2 separate regions of the Homo sapiens genome follow, and region 1 is linked to region 2. The links are chromatin loops, found by intact Hi-C in ENCODE. Cell type or tissue: PC-3. All regions are shown on one strand.

The links. Hi-C counts contacts between places; a loop is a spot of excess contacts. Peaks named below come from ENCODE experiments on the same cell type or tissue, not always from the same donor. Only the 100,000 strongest peaks of a DNase experiment are listed, where the experiment ranks them.
Region 1: it touches region 2 in a loop (2.7-fold over the local background); 3 of 110 quality-filtered maps call a loop at or near these places.

What each region holds. Positions count from the first base shown.
Region 1 is chr1:200,029,386-200,037,385 of GRCh38, forward strand. All of the region lies in intron 1 of NR5A2 (nuclear receptor subfamily 5 group A member 2), which reads left to right. Among named protein-coding and RNA genes, the nearest start is that of NR5A2, 5.7 kb to the left of the region's middle. RefSeq lists enhancers at 1-489, 490-990, 6,540-7,440. In PC-3, a CTCF peak has its summit at 4,144; a DNase peak (open chromatin) is centred at 76; H3K4me3 peaks cover 908 bases; H3K27me3 peaks cover 5,754 bases.
Region 2 is chr1:200,485,536-200,493,535 of GRCh38, forward strand. No RefSeq gene overlaps it. Among named protein-coding and RNA genes, the nearest start is that of ZNF281, 80 kb to the left of the region's middle. In PC-3, CTCF peaks have their summits at 3,352 (motif pointing left), 3,551 and 5,069; a DNase peak (open chromatin) is centred at 3,326; H3K4me3 peaks cover 303 bases; H3K27ac peaks cover 322 bases.

The sequences.
Region 1 (8,000 bases), 460 kb before region 2:
GGTAAGGTAGGGGAAAGAGACGCTGTTGCACTTTTCTCTGCAACCCTGGAAGAACTGTGTTTCCAGCTACCGCACGCGCAACTCACATCGCAAGGGACCGAGGCGGTACACTCTGAGCGTAAACAGAGAACACCTGCAGCTCTGGAATCGGTCCCACCGCAGAGGGCTGGGAACCGGAGGACTGTCGGTCCAGCCCATAAGGGGCTGCTGGGGACTAAACCTCAAGAAAAGTACCGAAGAAGGCTCTCCCCTGGCCTCAGCGAGACTACCCCAACATCCTAAACCTGTGCAGGCACTTCCGGGCGCCGGATTCCGGGATAACAAAATTCCAGTCAATTTGCCGGTAAAAGAGACCTCTTTCAGGATCTTGTTCGCAGCCACCCGCCCCTTCCCAACCCAAGCACATCCCCTCCGCCTCCTGGTATTGCAGCCCCGCAGGTGGTTGTGAGGTGTCCGCACCTGCAACATCTTAGTGACCCTGAGGCGGCTGTGGCACCGGGAGACAATCTGTTTACCTCGTAGCCTCCACGAGGGTGCTAACGGTCGTTCCCAGGGTGAATGGCTGGACGGAGCCATCCAAAGGGCTGAGGGAGAGGAACAGAGGGCGGTGAGGAGCCTTCGGACTGAACTATTGGATTGAAGGGCCTGACCCGATTCCTGAGGGAGAGATGCCCCTTGAATGGGTCTTTCTGATTGCCCAGGGTAGCCCCACTGGGAAGAACCCACGGGTGCAGCTGTAGAGAGTGTCTGAGGGTCTCGAGGGTAGCTTTCAGATGGCAAATTGCAAGTTGGGCTGTGTTGAGTGGTTCACAAAACCGAGCCCGGTGTATGTAGACATCAGTCAGGGTTTACAATTCTATATTTAATTCAGTTGTGTTGTACTAGGAAATGAGCCTCCTTTTGTTTAAAAAGCTGTCTCCATGGTTTTTAACTAGGGGCTACATCTTGTATGCACACTGATGGTTACATGAAAGTTTTGTATAGATGTCTGTGCTTGTATAGAAAAGCAGAATTAAGATAAAGTTGTTCCTTCTGCCTACCTGCAAGATAATCATTCATTGTAGTGTAAAAGCAGCACACTCAGGTTATAACTAGATTGTTCCCTTAAAGTTAACTAACTCTGGGACACTGGCCAGACTCTTGGTTTCTGGTCTTGGTTTACTTCTTTCTCCCAAGTGGGATGATTCTATTGAATAATATGCAGTACTAACTTTAGAAGCTTTTTATACTTACCTATATCAAGAAAAGAGCCATATCTGTGTGGTAGGAAATGTTATACATAAAACAAATATTTATTGACCACTCCCACAGTGCCCAATATTATGCTTTGATTCATATTAAATTTCCATAATTCTTCAAATTAACTGCATTTGCAGAATATTTTATGCACTCAGTATAATATTGCATATTATCCACAGAAGGTTATGTCTGCATACTTAGGGGTACATGATACACAGTGCAAACACTGTATTGAGTCTGTAATGTGAGTCTTGCTATCTGGTCCCCTGAACACTCTGAGTCTGATTTTATTTCAGTGATAACCTCCAGCAAGCTCTGTGCTCATAAGGATCTCTGAAAGTAGACGTTTCATCAGCGGAAAGTGTGATAGCCATTATGTCACCCTAACCTCCAGCGAGCTTTATTTAGAATGCCAGCCACACAAGCCCATGTTCTGATTCTCATAGTTGGGGCTTAGGCTGCCAGTTTCTTCTATGAAGCTAAACTCTAGAGCCTCCCTTCTTTCCATGCCCGAGTCCATCTCCAAAACAGTGCTTCTCAGATTCCTCTTTTCTGGCCTGGATCCACAGGTAGTGACCAGAGTTAACAGAGTTCTTGGGCCAGGCACAGTGTCTCAAACTGGTAATCCCAATACTTTGGGAGACTGAGGATGGAGGATCACTTGGGCCCAGGAGATCCAGACCAGCCTAGGCAACATAGTGAGACCCAGTCTCTACAAAAAATAAAAAAATAAATAATTAGCTGGGTGTGGGTGTGGTGGCATGTGCCTGTAGTCCTAGTGACTAGGGCTTGGGGGTTGAGGTAGGAAGATCACTTGAGCCAGGGAGGTTGAGGATGCTGTGATTGTGCCATTGAACTCCAGCCTGGGCAACAAAGTGAGACCCTATCTCAAAAAAACAAAACAAAACAAAACAAAACAAAAAAAGGATTTCTTTTTCTTTAACACCTTTTTTTTTTTTTTTTTTTTTTTTGAGGCAGAGTTTCACTCTTGTTGCCCAAGCTGGAGTGCAATGGCATGATCTTGGCTCACTGCAGCCTCAGCCTTCTGGGTTCAAGAGATTCTCCTGCTTCAGCCTCCCAGGCAGCTGGGATTACAGGTGCACGCCACCACGCCTGGCTAATTTTTTGTATTTTTAGTAGAAATGGGGTTTCACCATGTTAGCCAGGCTGGTCCCGAAATCCTGACCTCAGGTGATCCACCCACCTCAGCCTCCCAAAGTGCTGGGATTACAAATGTGAGCCACCACACCTGGCATCTTTAACACCTCTTCTAACAAACCAAGAGAGATTTATAGAGGAAGGGAGAACAGAGGCTTGTTAATGCTTCTCTCCTTTACTTGACCCCTCTACCAGACACAATGTCTAGGATTATCTTGGATTCAGCCTTGAGCATAAGTTGAGCTAGAGAAGGGCACATTGTCAGACTTCCACCTACAGGCCCAACCCAATCCCCACCCCCAGGGATGCACTAGGCAGGCAAGACAACTTCACTCCGCAGCTCTAGAGTCTACCTTAGGATAGAACTAGTTCTTTGAGTTGCACTTCCTCACGCTTCACCTTATTGGAACAGACTTCTTGGAAAAATCCAGTTGGCTTCAAGGAACTTCAGGAGGGCATTGTGCTCTGGGGAGGCCCTGGGGAAGTGTTGAAATGTGACCAATATGATCTTGAGAGATCAAGCTTGAGAAAACCATGTGAACTGGAACTGACCAGGCAAGCTGATAAAGGTTGTCTCTTCTTTAGTCTTTTGGGAAGCTGTTATGTATGTTTTTGTGTGGTTGATAAGTAAGAAAAGATATTTGGAGTGTAACTTTTAAACACCAAATAACCTGAATGCAGATGACCATGAGCACTTATATGAGCAGTTTTATCTGGTGATAATGTAATTGTCCCCAAGGACTTTGTCAAGCCCTGCAAGACAATCAAGTTAGCAAGCACATCCCACTGGAAGGTGATCCTAGAATGGTTAGTGATTCCCTTTTTACTTTCCTTACAGAATGATGAGTTTGAGTGAAGCTAAGGGGAAAGACAAAGGGGAACTGATATATATATATATATCCAGCGTAATATATTTCTTTCCTGGCACTGTCTCATTTAACTATAAAGTTTACTTTGTTAACCCAATTTTACTGATTAAAAAATGGAATCAGAGGTCAAGCAATTTACTCAGCTTGTCAAGAGAATGAACTGTAAATAGAACCCAAGAAATATTCTGAAATACATACTCTTTCTCCAAAGTGGTAACCACTTGTTCTTGTTGATATAAAGGAATTATGATTTAATACAATGTTGGTCTATGCAGACTTTCCTCCAATGGACATTTCGAGCTTAAGAAACATATTTGTAAGTGGCTTTTTAATCTTCATTTCCATTCCACGGTAGAAACCATATTTGGATCCTTCTAGAATTCAGAAGGGTGGCACAGGGAGTGGTGTATGGAAAGCAGAGTGGAAATCACATCTGGGAGGACTGAGGTCTGAGTGGGGTGGGACAAAGGCACTTCTGGTCCCCTACTCTGGAGTTTCCTGGAAAGGATCTCTGGAGTTTGGATGAAGTTTAGCTTGTGAATTTGTGGTGTATGGTAACAACTCGCAGGGTTACCAACAGATGGTGAGAAGGAACTGAGAGGAAATTCAGAGCATGTACTTGTTATAGAGTCAGTGAGTATGAGGAGGGCAGGGAAATCACTCAAACTGAGTGACTGAATTAGATAGCATAAACAAACATACTGTTGTACCATGAGAGGAGGGGATAGGGAAAGACAATTTAGGTGTCAATTAAAAAAAAAAGCACTTTTGACAAACCCAGCTGTGCCTCTTGCAGTGAGATATGCTAGTCCCACACCCATGCTAGCATTTTTCACGGTAAGTGCTGGATTCCTTGCTCAGGGTTTGGATGCCTGCAGCCTCTGCTTCCCGGCCTTCTGCAAGCTCCACCTGCTCCAGCGGCCTCTACAGGAATGGAAAGAAAATTGGTCGGAATCCACTGCTGGGTCCTGGAATCAACTTCCCAGTTTCCAGACAAGAAACTCTGGAGAAAACAAGTGAATCTCTCTCAAGCCTTGGCACACACTGTACACCATCTCGTAATCGCGAAAGTTATCACCATGTTGGAAAAGCCCACGCCCTTCTAATTGTGCAACCTCTGTAACTGCCCAGACCATAACACTTTCCCTAGTTCCACGCCCCATGCTTGAGTGTGACGGTACCACTGTTAAGTCTTGCCTTTCCAAGCTCCCACTTTCTTTGCTGACCAAGTGAGACCCAAATTGCTGGACTCCGCACCTCTGCGGTCCCGGCACTCTTTGACCTTAAGAATCAGAAGCTCAGGCAGGGGCTTTTCTGAAGGAAGAAGTTTGGTTGGATCCATCCCCTCGCTGCAAAAGCCGAGGAATTCTGAAGCAATGCAGGATGTTTCCCCTTCCATCAAGAAGTTTCCAGTATCGCCGGATACATTTAAATGGCAGCCTAGAATAATCTCGTGCTAAGGATTTTGTTCCTGACCCAGGTTGAAGCGGAGGAGAGGGTGTAAAGGATGCAACTGCAAGTGTTCAGCTAGTTTCACAAGGTGCTTTGTGGCCTACTAGCGCCGGGATCGTCGTTCTGTTGGCCCCGAGGCTGGACAGAATTGATTCCAATGGATGGAGTCCCAATAGTTTTGAACTGGAACTGGCTCAAATTTCCATTTCAATTACAGAGAGGAAGAGATAGATTAGACCACCTACCCGAGATTATTTCCCCTGCCCCACTCCTTTCTTAAGACCGGATCTCCCTGTTACATTCTTCTAAGGGCACCGACTATACCCTGGCGGGGCACTCCAGGACCCCTGGGTTGGGACAACGTGCTGTAAAGAAAATAAGTGAAAAGGTTCTTCAGTGAACTCTTTTTATACAAAGAGCCGTAGATTCCGATATCCAGGCCAAACTCTCCAAAAAGCCCTCCTTTCCTCTGGGGCAAGGGTGGGAGGTTGCCCGGGGGGGTGGGTGGGGGGTAGGTTGGATTACCCAGATAATTGCTTCGGCTTTCGTTTTCCTCCGCGATAAAAACCGCGCCACGCCAGATCGAGATACTCTCATAGTGATTGTGAATCAATCGCCATCCTGCTCTAGGGGCTGATGTTGATGTCTTAAGTAGTTATTCACACGTGCAGCAGAAAGGCTTTTTTTTTTTTTTTTTTTTTTTTTTTTTTTAAACAAGGCACGACTGCTCACCTATTCAGGTTTGCTTTTTTAAAGCTTCGATCAACACGACGCTCCCTGGTAATTCCTATGGCTGTACTGAAATTTAACCCGTCTGTTTCTAATACAAAGCGCTCGGGATGAGGGCGGGTGGAGCCTACGGGCGTGGGCGGGTAGCCCAGCCCTCTGAGCCAGGGAATGAAACTGGAGTTCTGGCTAAACTTTTCAGAGAAAGGCAAAAGCAGCTTCTGATGGGTTTTTCGGCTGGGAGGGGCGGAAAAATTAGGCAGACCCGGAGCTCCCGTAGGCTGAAAAACTTGCTCCTCTTCCCCCTCGGGCTATCCTGGCCTAGTAATGGAGATCTGAAAAAAATCTAGACTTCTTTCGGGGTCTAAAAGGTAGATATGTGGGACGAAAAAAGTAATTGTCCTGGTTTCTTAAAAAGCACCAAAAAGTGGGAATGGAAGAGAAGACGGGAGAAATTGTTTCGAAGGAGGAAGGTATTGCAAGTTTTGTGCAAGTTTGGGTGGGTCATCTACCCAGGCGCGCGGGGAAAGATGTGTCTGCCACACCTTTTGCGAGCCCAGGAAACTTGAACCGCTCCTGAAAATCCTGATATTTTTTCCCGCTGCAGCCCGCACGGGTCAAGCGCGCGGGGGCTGACCAACACTTTCCAGGTCAGGTCGAGTTGATTGCTCCCAGCTCACGCTCCGAAATGCGGTGCTGAACCACGGGAAGGAGGGGGTGGGGAGGAAGGCAGGCAGTTGCATCCTCGCGAGTGGGGAGTGCGAGGCCTCCTCAGCTCCAGCCAGCTGGGTGAATGGGGCGCGCACGGCCCCGTAACGCCGAGCGTGGATAAAATATGCTAGGACTGCGCTTCTCCGGCTCATCAAGGCTGCGGGAGCCTCCCCGAGCCATCATCCTTCGTAATTGCAACCGTCAATCAACACTTTAAGACAAAGTCAGAACCGGGAAGGGCGAGCCCTGGAGACCTGTCTCGTCGGAAAGAAGGAGGTGGAGGGGAGGTGGGGGAAAAGGAGAGAAGTTTGCCAGAAGTTGGCAGAGGGAGTGCAAAGAAATTGAGAACGCGCAAGGTAGTTGAGCAGAGCTGTCCCCCGGTCTCACCACAGACTCCCAGGCCTCCCGGGTTCTAGTCTCTGGTCTCCGCCACCAGTTACAATTCCCGCAGCGGTAAGTACGGGGTGGGTTCCTAAGTGTGCTTACACTAAGAGGTACAGTGGCAGTTGCTAAGATGTCCCCGGCGGAGGATGAGATGCGTCTGTCCACCCGCGGTAGGTGTATTTATGGGTCAGTGCAGACCACCGCTGGCGCCGGCGTTTAGACCACACAGACCCGGTTCCACCTACTTACATCTCAACTGCTTTCCCTTCCCGCAGCCACTTGGCTGTCTTCATATTGTGGCCTCGGGAACCCAGAACCATTCTCAAATAACCCATCTTAGACACCGCAAACTCGGGTTCCTCCTCCCACAGCTTCCTTTCGGAGAGGGCTTTCTGGGGGACGCCCAGACCCGTCCAAGGTCACTGAGCTAGCGGGTCCCCGGCTTCAACAGGGGTCCCTTGCCCAGCAGAATTGAAGGGTCAAAGGACCAGAGTGAGTGCTCAGAGGGAGGAGGGAGTTCTGAGGGAGAAGAAAGGGTGCACTTGGAGGGCAGTAATGAGCTTGACGCTGGAAGCCTGGTGCCGCCGCCCCTGCCTCTGCCTCTTGGATGGAGACCCAGCTGCTTCCTTAAATCCCTTGCAGAGCTACCTGAGGAAGGTTTGTGTGCCCTCGGGTCTCTGGCAAGAATCAATTCCAGTGGAAGATTCCTTGCCTTGTCCACTGCTGGCGGGGATCTTGACATCCTTCCAGGGGATCTGAAATAGGGCTGCCCCCAGGGAGCGTTTCCCATCGTCGAGTTAAAGGCCTGGAGCGCCGAGGGCTTAGGCTTCTGAGCTAGGAGTTCCCTTGGTTCTTAGGAAAGGTCGTTTTCTCTCGCTCGAGACTTTCTGCTCTTTCAGTCCCCCTCCATTTCGCTGCTACGCTTAGGTTTTGGCCTGGACTAGACTTTCAAAGCAAAGGAAAGGGCTTCCCTCCGTGATACAAGCTCCTGCGTTAATTTTTTAAAGCATGGATTTTTAAAACCCAGTCCCCAGCCACCGTTCCCTCCCGCACCCCTCCCATTTTGTGAGGATTTTTCTTTCCTGGAAAGTCCACCTGTGGAGAGATAAATGAGTGCCAGCTGGCCTTTTGCCACCACCACTCTCCATCTTTCGGGGATGTGGTGGGAGGGTAGACTGGCATGGACCAAGAAGTCGCTAGTGTGGCCTAAGCAAGTCCCTTCTGGCCCTGGCAGCTGGCGTTATGAGCATGGTCACAAAGCTTGTCTCACTAGGTCAGCCTCAGCCTCAGGTTCAGCCTCAAGCCAAGGCAGGGTTTCTTGATACACTACAATTTCAAGGTCCTGTCAGACCCTCTTTCAACTTCTTTCAACTCTCCTAACTTCCCCCGGCTTCACCAAGCAGAGGTGAAATCACCACCACACACTAGGGGTTGGAGGTTTCCTCTTAGGACCAAGCGTTT
Region 2 (8,000 bases):
CTAAGTGAAAGAAGTCAGTCATAAAAGTTGACATATTGCTGAGCGTATGGTGTGCACCTGCAGTCCCAGCAACTTGGGAGGTGGAGGTGAGAGGTTCACTTGAGCCCTGGAGTTCCAGGTTGCAGTGCACTATGATTGTACCACTGCACTCCAGTCGGGGTGGCCAAGAAAGACCTTGCCTCAAAAAAAAAAAAAAAAAAGAAGTTGACAAATTCTATAATTCTACTTCTATAAAATGTCCAGAATAGGTAAATCTATAGAGACAGAAAGGAAATTAGTGATGGCCAGAGGCTGAGGGTAGAGAAGAATGGGGAGTGATTACTAATGGGTACAGTTCATTTGGGGTGATAAAAATGTTCTAAAATTGATTGGAGTGATGGTTGTACAACTAAAATACACCAAATACCATCAAACTGTACATTTTTAAGTGGACAGATTATATGGTAAGTGCGTTATATCTTACTAAAGCTGTTAAAAATAAAATATGTATTTCAACAGCAGAAAACTGTGAATGCTGAAATGATCGTATTTTTAAAAAATCATCCAGTCTCTAAAAGAGTGTGTTGACTGGACGATTATAGTCATAGCAGTAGGCATTATAACACAAAGAGATATGATCAATCACCTCTAGAAATATTTTCCTTAATTATAGAAAGTACAACAACCTTCGCATGCATTGTTTGAGCATTTTATAAATTCTTTTTCATCTTCGCACTTTAATAATGACTCTTCCTTTTCAATAACAAAGAGTTTTCTTTACTTGTCTCACTAATTTTCACAGCCTCCACTTCCAGGCACTCATGGAACCTTAACCCTTCTTACAAAGGAGATCAAGGGGTTCAGTGTTTTAAAGACCCTGCTCTGAGGCACAGGGCCAACTCCAGTCCCAAGTGACATCCTTACCCCAAATCTACCCACGTCCATTCACTTAGCCCCACACTAGGGCTACAAGGGATTCTGTGGGTCCCCCACTCAGTTCCACATTAAACTCCCAGCTTTGCAGGATTTCTCCCTTTAAATGTCTCCCCACTAACTTCCCCCTACGCTCCGTGCCTCTTCCAGGCCAGCTCCCCAGAGTTTTCCCAAATTGTTCCAGAAGCTCCATGATCCACTTCAGTCACCTCTCCTCAGAATACTCCTGGAGCTGAGAGTTTTGGAATCGCCCTCAGTTTCTTCACAGATTTCTCCTTTGCTGGACCCTCCACCGGCCCTCCCCACAGCCCATCTGAGAGGTTTTGAGCAACCTGTTCCTCTTCTAAGCACCTCACATAGATGACCTCAGTGACACTTCCCCACAGCCCTTTGAGGCACTTTATCTCATCATCATCTCTGTTTTATGAAGTGAAAACTGAGGGCACCTGGAGATGAAGTCATTTCCCAAGGTCACACATCTAGGAAAGATGGAGTCAGGACTTAGCCCTGATCGGTTTGGCTCAGAGCACACATTTTAACCCCACACCTCCTGTCATGAAATGCCCTGTGTGTTGAGAGTCTACTGGGTACCGGGTACTGTTCCAAGTTCTTTACATGTATTTACTCACAACACTCCTCTCAGATGCTTCCATCAGAAAATAGCAAAGTTTAAACGATGGACATCCTCATAAAGCCAAGCCGATTGTGCTTGGTCAGGAAGACCTGGAAATACTCACTTATTCAAAAAATATTTAATAGGCACTATGTTCCAGGCATTGCTCTAGGAAATGGGAAAACATCAATCAGTAAGATGAACAAAAATCTTTGCCTTCATAGAACTTACCTCCGTATGAGGTGAGACAGACAATAAATATAGAAAATAAGTGGCCGGGCATGGCGGCTCACCCCTGTAATCCCAGCACTTTGGGAGGCCGAGGCAGGCGGATCACGAGGTCAGGAGATCGAGACCATCCTGGCTAACACAGTGAAACCCCATTTCTACTAAAAATACAAAAAATCAGCCGGGCCTGATGGTAGGCACCTGTAGTCCCAGCTACTCAGGAGCCTGAGGCAGGAGAATGGCATGAACCTGGGAGGTGGAGCTTGCAGTGAGCCGAGGTCACGCCACGGCACTCCAGCCTGGGCGACAGAGCGACACTCCCTCTCAAAAAAAAAAAAAAAAAAAGGAAAAAAAGAGAAAATAAGTAGCCCGGGCAACACGGCAAAACCCCATCTCTACTAAAAATAGGAAAAATTAGCCAGGTGTGGTGGCATGAGCCTATAGCCCCAGCTACTCAGAAGGCTGAGGTGGGAGGATCACTTGAGCTCAAGAGGCACAGGCTGCAATAAGCCGTGATTGTGCCACTGCACTCCAGCCTGGGTGACTATACCTTGTCTCAAGAAGAGACAGAGAGAGAGAGAGACGGGGGGGGGGGGGGGGGGGGGGGGGGGAGGGAGAGAGAGAGAGAGAGGGAGAGAGAGAGAGAGAGAGAACAAAAAACAAAACAAAACAAAAAACAAGTTATACAGCATGTTAGATACAAGGTCTTAAGTGCTGCCTAAAATGGGGTAGTAGGGCCAGGCGCGGTGGCTCAGGCCTGTAATCCCAGCACTTTGGGAGGCTGAGGCGGGCGGATCACCTAAGGTCGGGAGTTCGAGACCAGGTTGACCAACATGCAGAAACCCCGTCTCTACTAAAAATACAAAATTAGCTGGGCATGGGGGCGCATGCCTGTAATCCTAGCTACTCGGGAAGCTGAGTTAGGATAATCGCTTGAACCTGGGAGGCGGAAGTTGCAGTGAGCCGAAATCGCACCGTTGCACTCCAGCCTGGGCAACAAGAGCAAAACTCTGTCTCTATAATAATAATAATAATAATAATAATAATAATAATAATAATAATAATAATAATAGGGGTAGCGGTAACTCATGCTAATGCATGTTGAGGCCGGGGCTGCAATTTTTGGAAGCACAGTCACAGTGGGTCTCATGGAAAAGGCAACATCTGACAAAGACTCAAAGGAGGGAGACTTGGGAGAATATCTTGGAAGAGAGCCCAGGTAGAGGGAACGGCCGGTGCAAAGGCCTGAAGTGGGAGTGCAGACGGCGTCTGTGGGGCTAGAGTGGCCTGAGGGATGGGGCGAGGAGTAGGAAAAAAGTGAGGGAGGGAAGAGGGCAAAGCAGGTTAACAGCGTCTCAACTTCACTCTAGGAGCCGGGAAGCCGCTGGAGGGTTTAGGTTGAAAAAGGCTAGTCCACAGAGATTCCTCTGGCTCCTATATGGAGGATAAGTTGCACAGCTGAAGTTAACAGAGCGTCTGAAGAACCTCATTTTAATCAGTAATTTCAGCCCTTAGAAGGGAAGGGAGTTGCTGAGGAGTTGTAAAGCTGCCTCCACCACCTTTATCTGTTTTTCTATACCTCAACACCCCCTGGTGGAGATAAATGGCCATGCGGAAGAAGCAGAAAAGGAATTTTCATAATGCCCGGACTGGAAAAGCCAGACTAGGACACTACAGTGCGACTAATTCCTAAGCTTTTCTTCTGTTTCCTCTCCTGAATTCTCTTTTGAGTATCTTACTCATTTGTTTAATCCCCCATGGTGCTGTACAGTTATTTCATAAATGCGGATGAGCGAATGAATTTGTTAATGAATGAAAGGTGGATGAATGAATGAAAGAATGAAATGTTGAATGAATGAATAAGTGCATGGGGGCATCCGTTACACTAAGGGAGAGAAGGGCATTGGTTTATAACAGTCATTGAAAGGTAGAATGAGTAGCACGTTTTAAAAAAAACTTTTAGGTTCAGGGGTACATGTGCAGGTTGTTATACTTTTTTCTTTCTTTCCTTTTCTTTTTTTTGTGGGGGGGTGGGTAGGGGAGACAAGGTCTCACTCCCATCACTCAGGCTGGAGTGCAGTGGCACAATCAAGGCTTACTGCAGCCTTGAACTCCTAGGCTCAAGCAATCCTCCCACCTCAGCCCCTGAAGTAGTTGGGACTACAGGCATGCACTATGATGCCTGCTTAAGTTTTTTGTATTTTAGTAGAGATGGGGTCTCACTATGTTACCCAGGCTGGTGTTGAACTCCTGGACTCAAGGGTCCTCTGCCTCAGCCTCCCAGCGTGCTGGAATTACAGATAGGAGCCATCAAGCCTGGCCTCAGTTTTGTTATGTAGGTAAATTACATGTCATGGTGGTTTGGTGTACAGACTATTTCATCACCCAGGTAATAAGCATAGTACCTGATGGGTAGTTTTGCGATCCTCACCCTCCTCTCACGCTCCACCCTTGCACTTCTTAACTAACCTACAAAAGTTCAGGATACTTTCTTGAAATGTTCCCTCGTTGGTGGCAGACTCCTGACCCAGGTAAGCTCTGATCAAATCAAGAAAGTGATAACACCATGGTTGATGTACAATATATAGTAATGCAAAAAAGTAAATATGTTTTCAAATTTATACTTCTACTGAGGAATGGCGTTAAAATTCATGTGAATGTATACTTTTATTGCAGAAATTTAGGGAGGAGTGTTCTTTATTTTAAAATATCTGTTTAAATATTAGTACATAGATTAGCCATTTATTAAACATACTCTGTTGATATCATTATCTGGAGCTGTTGTATACTTTATTTATATTTAAAGTTACCACATGCAAACTAGGGGGAAATTATATATTCAGAAAATTACCAAAATATGTTTCTAATACAGCATATATACCTACCTACATATATACTCATCTTCAAGCACATGTGTGACTATAAGAAATTGAAATGCATTTTTCTTGCAAATTACTGGTATGTTCAAAGTTCAAAGTTGATTGACACATGCTTTCACTTAATGAAGGTAATTACAAAGAATAACAATTCCAAACAGATCTGTTCAGTGTAACAATCTTGTCCTGCCATGTTCAGTGTAACAATCATGTCCTGCCATCTCATGATTACATTGAGAGCTGTCAGATATGCAGTTTTACCACCAATCATGTGTAAGCACATTTGTAAGACAAGAAACAGATTAATAAGCATCAACACTTTCCTCTAAACACTTGTTTAAAAGAATAAAAGCTGCTGGCACTGAAGGAAATGATACAACGGTGGAAGCTTTTTCTATCTAGCCTCCAAAAAATAACCCTGCAAGATTCACAGGAAGGACAAAAGTGCATGCTGGAGCCCTTGCAACAGCTCCTCTCTTGGAGGAAGGTAAAATCACACAGAGCTGCCTTTGCTGGTCTTACTTTGTCTAATAGATTGGGCATATATAACTCCTTTTACTGATAATCTCTGCTGAACGCTTTGGGGTAATAGACCAAAGTAATAGACCAAAGAGAAGGTTGGCTTCTCCTCCAGACAGTTAGCACTTGTTGAGTAACTAGTATTTGGTAAAGACTAGTCTAGCTAAAAATCAAGTGGTATTGGGGTGATTGATCATATATTTAGAGACAGATGGTTACCTAGACCTCATTTAGGAAACCCAAATACATATGGAAAATGTCTGTGATTACAATTACATTGCAAGGTAGGTTTAGTCCTAACTTCAAACACCGGGATTATAAAAGAAGTTTCCACTATATTTAGTTTTATCCGGCTAAGTATGTTGGGTAAATGAACATTGTACCTAAAATACCGAAGAGTGGATTTCCACTTTACTTTTTACTAACATGTATAATAGCAGGTAAAATGAAAATGGATGGGCAAAGAACATTGAAACAATCAAACTGTATATAACATTAGCTTTGTTACTATATCATAATTGTGGGGCCTTTTATTGCAAAGCTGGTAGGATTTAGGGTCATGTTTTTTTATAGCAAGGGGGCATAGAATTATAGCCAGTCAGTTATATGATCCCAGCCTAGTCATTAATGTAATGTGACTGTGTTTGCTTTTGTGTGACACGAGGCATTATGAAACACTGCTGACATATCAGATAATGGCAAAAAAAATAAATAGTAGAACTTTAAGACAAAAGCTCTTCGGTCAAGCTGCATTCAGGAATATGCATTTTACATTTAAAAATAAAGGGAAACATGTTTATTCCATGTTTGGAAATAGAGAAAAATGTATATTTAAAAATTAACTTTCTCCCATGGAAAATACATTTCTGTAATCTTGTTTTCAGAAGAGACTAGGCTTATGGGTCTCCCAACACCACTCAGAAAAATTACCTGCAGTGCTGTGTAGAACAGTGAATGAAGAAAGAGTAAGCTAGCCAACTTGCAAAGCCAAGTGCATCTTTAGTAGGGGAATGTTGGACATTATTTGGAGTGGTATGGTTGTTTGAGATATCTTTAGTCATGTCCCATTTTAGTAGTGTGAAATTCACCAAACAAGAGTTTCTTCAAAAATGTTTTAATGTATTAGTTGTGCTCATATCTCCGACACTGCTATAAAAGGGATCATAAGCTTTAAACTTAAGTGCTTATTGCATTATTCTCATTATTTACTTGGATACTACTTATTAAATCATATTTCAATGCAATGAAAACAAATAATGTAAAATAATCTCATTCCTTTTCTGACTTTAAAGCTACTACTCACCTTCTCAGAATGAACAAAGTCTACATTTGAGGATACAGCCTTTGAAACAATGCCAACCACCGCAGTCACCCAGGCCTGAAAAGCCAGGTTTTGTATTTCAGAATCATAGACTTACAGAGCACAAGAGCTGGAAGAGACTTTGTAGATTATGAAGTGTTGTCCTCTGTTTTTTAAAAAAGAAAAATGGGCTGCACGTGGTGGCTCACACCTGTAATCCCAGCACTTTGGGAGGCTGAGGCAGAAGGATCACTTGAGCCCAGGAGTTTGAGACCAGCCTGAGCAACATGGTGAGACCCCATCTCTACAAAAATAAAAGTACAAAATTATCCGGGCATGGTGATGTACACCTGTAGTCCCAGCTACTTGTGAGGCTGAGGCAGGGGGATCGCTTGAGCCTGAAAGGTTGAGGCTGCGATGAGCCTTGATTGTACCACTGCACTCCAGCCTGGGCAACAGAGTGAGACACTGTCTCAAAAAAAAAAAGTATTAATATGATGCCGTGTTATAGGGAGAAAACAGCATGAGGACTCAAAAGATCTGGGTCTTATTTCTAGCCTCAGTTTCTTCATGTGTAATATGGGAATAGCAACACCTGTTCAGCTAACATGATAAACACCTCATGTATTGCTGATATCTTTAGTGACCTTGAAACCTCACCCACGCATTGCACCTTGAGGTGAATTTGGAGGTCTGCTTATGTGGCTTACCTTTGGCTTCTCCCTCAGCCAGGCTAAAACCTTATTGAAGAGAGAATGGGGTGAGCCTTCTGAGACTGCTGAGCAAGCGTGTGTTGAAGGTGATCTGAGTGTCTGTTGCTATGTGATGGGCCACCTTAGTATAGGCGGGGATGAGAATGCATTGCTGCAATGGACGCGTTAACTCGGAAACCAAGTCTCACTTGACCATTCTATACGTGGGAGCCTCCAAAAGCACATGTGAGGCTCACCTGTCAGTCACCTCTGTAAAATATTTATTTTATTTTATTTTATTTTTATTTTTATTTTATTTTATTTTATTTGTTTTGAGACAGTCTCTCTATGTCACCCAGGCTGGAGTGCAGTGCCGCGATCTTGGCTCACGGCAACCTCCACCTCCCGGGTTCAAGCAATTCTTGTGTCTCAGCCTCCCACATAGCTGGGATCACAGGCATGCACCACCACACCCTGCTAATTTTTGTATTTTTAATAGAGACAGGATTTCACCATCTTGGCCAGGCCATGTAAAACATTTTAGAAAAAGAAATGTAAGGAAACAAAATATTTCTTTATAATGTTATACATTGTTTCTTTTAGAAAAAGAAACAATGTATAACATTCCACTACTAAGGATGCACTTGGCTTTGCAACTTGGCTAGCCTGCTCCCTCTCTCTCCAAAGTTAGCATGCATTTGTTCCCCCTCACTCCTGGGGAAGGCAGGAATGGGGAATTGCTAAGGTAATGTCCTAAACCGCAACAAATACGTGCATCTGACCAGATTCTCAGAGCCAGCTGCTTCTATGGCATCTTGGCGTCTGAGCAAATAATTTACAGAAATTCCACAGGAAAGGAG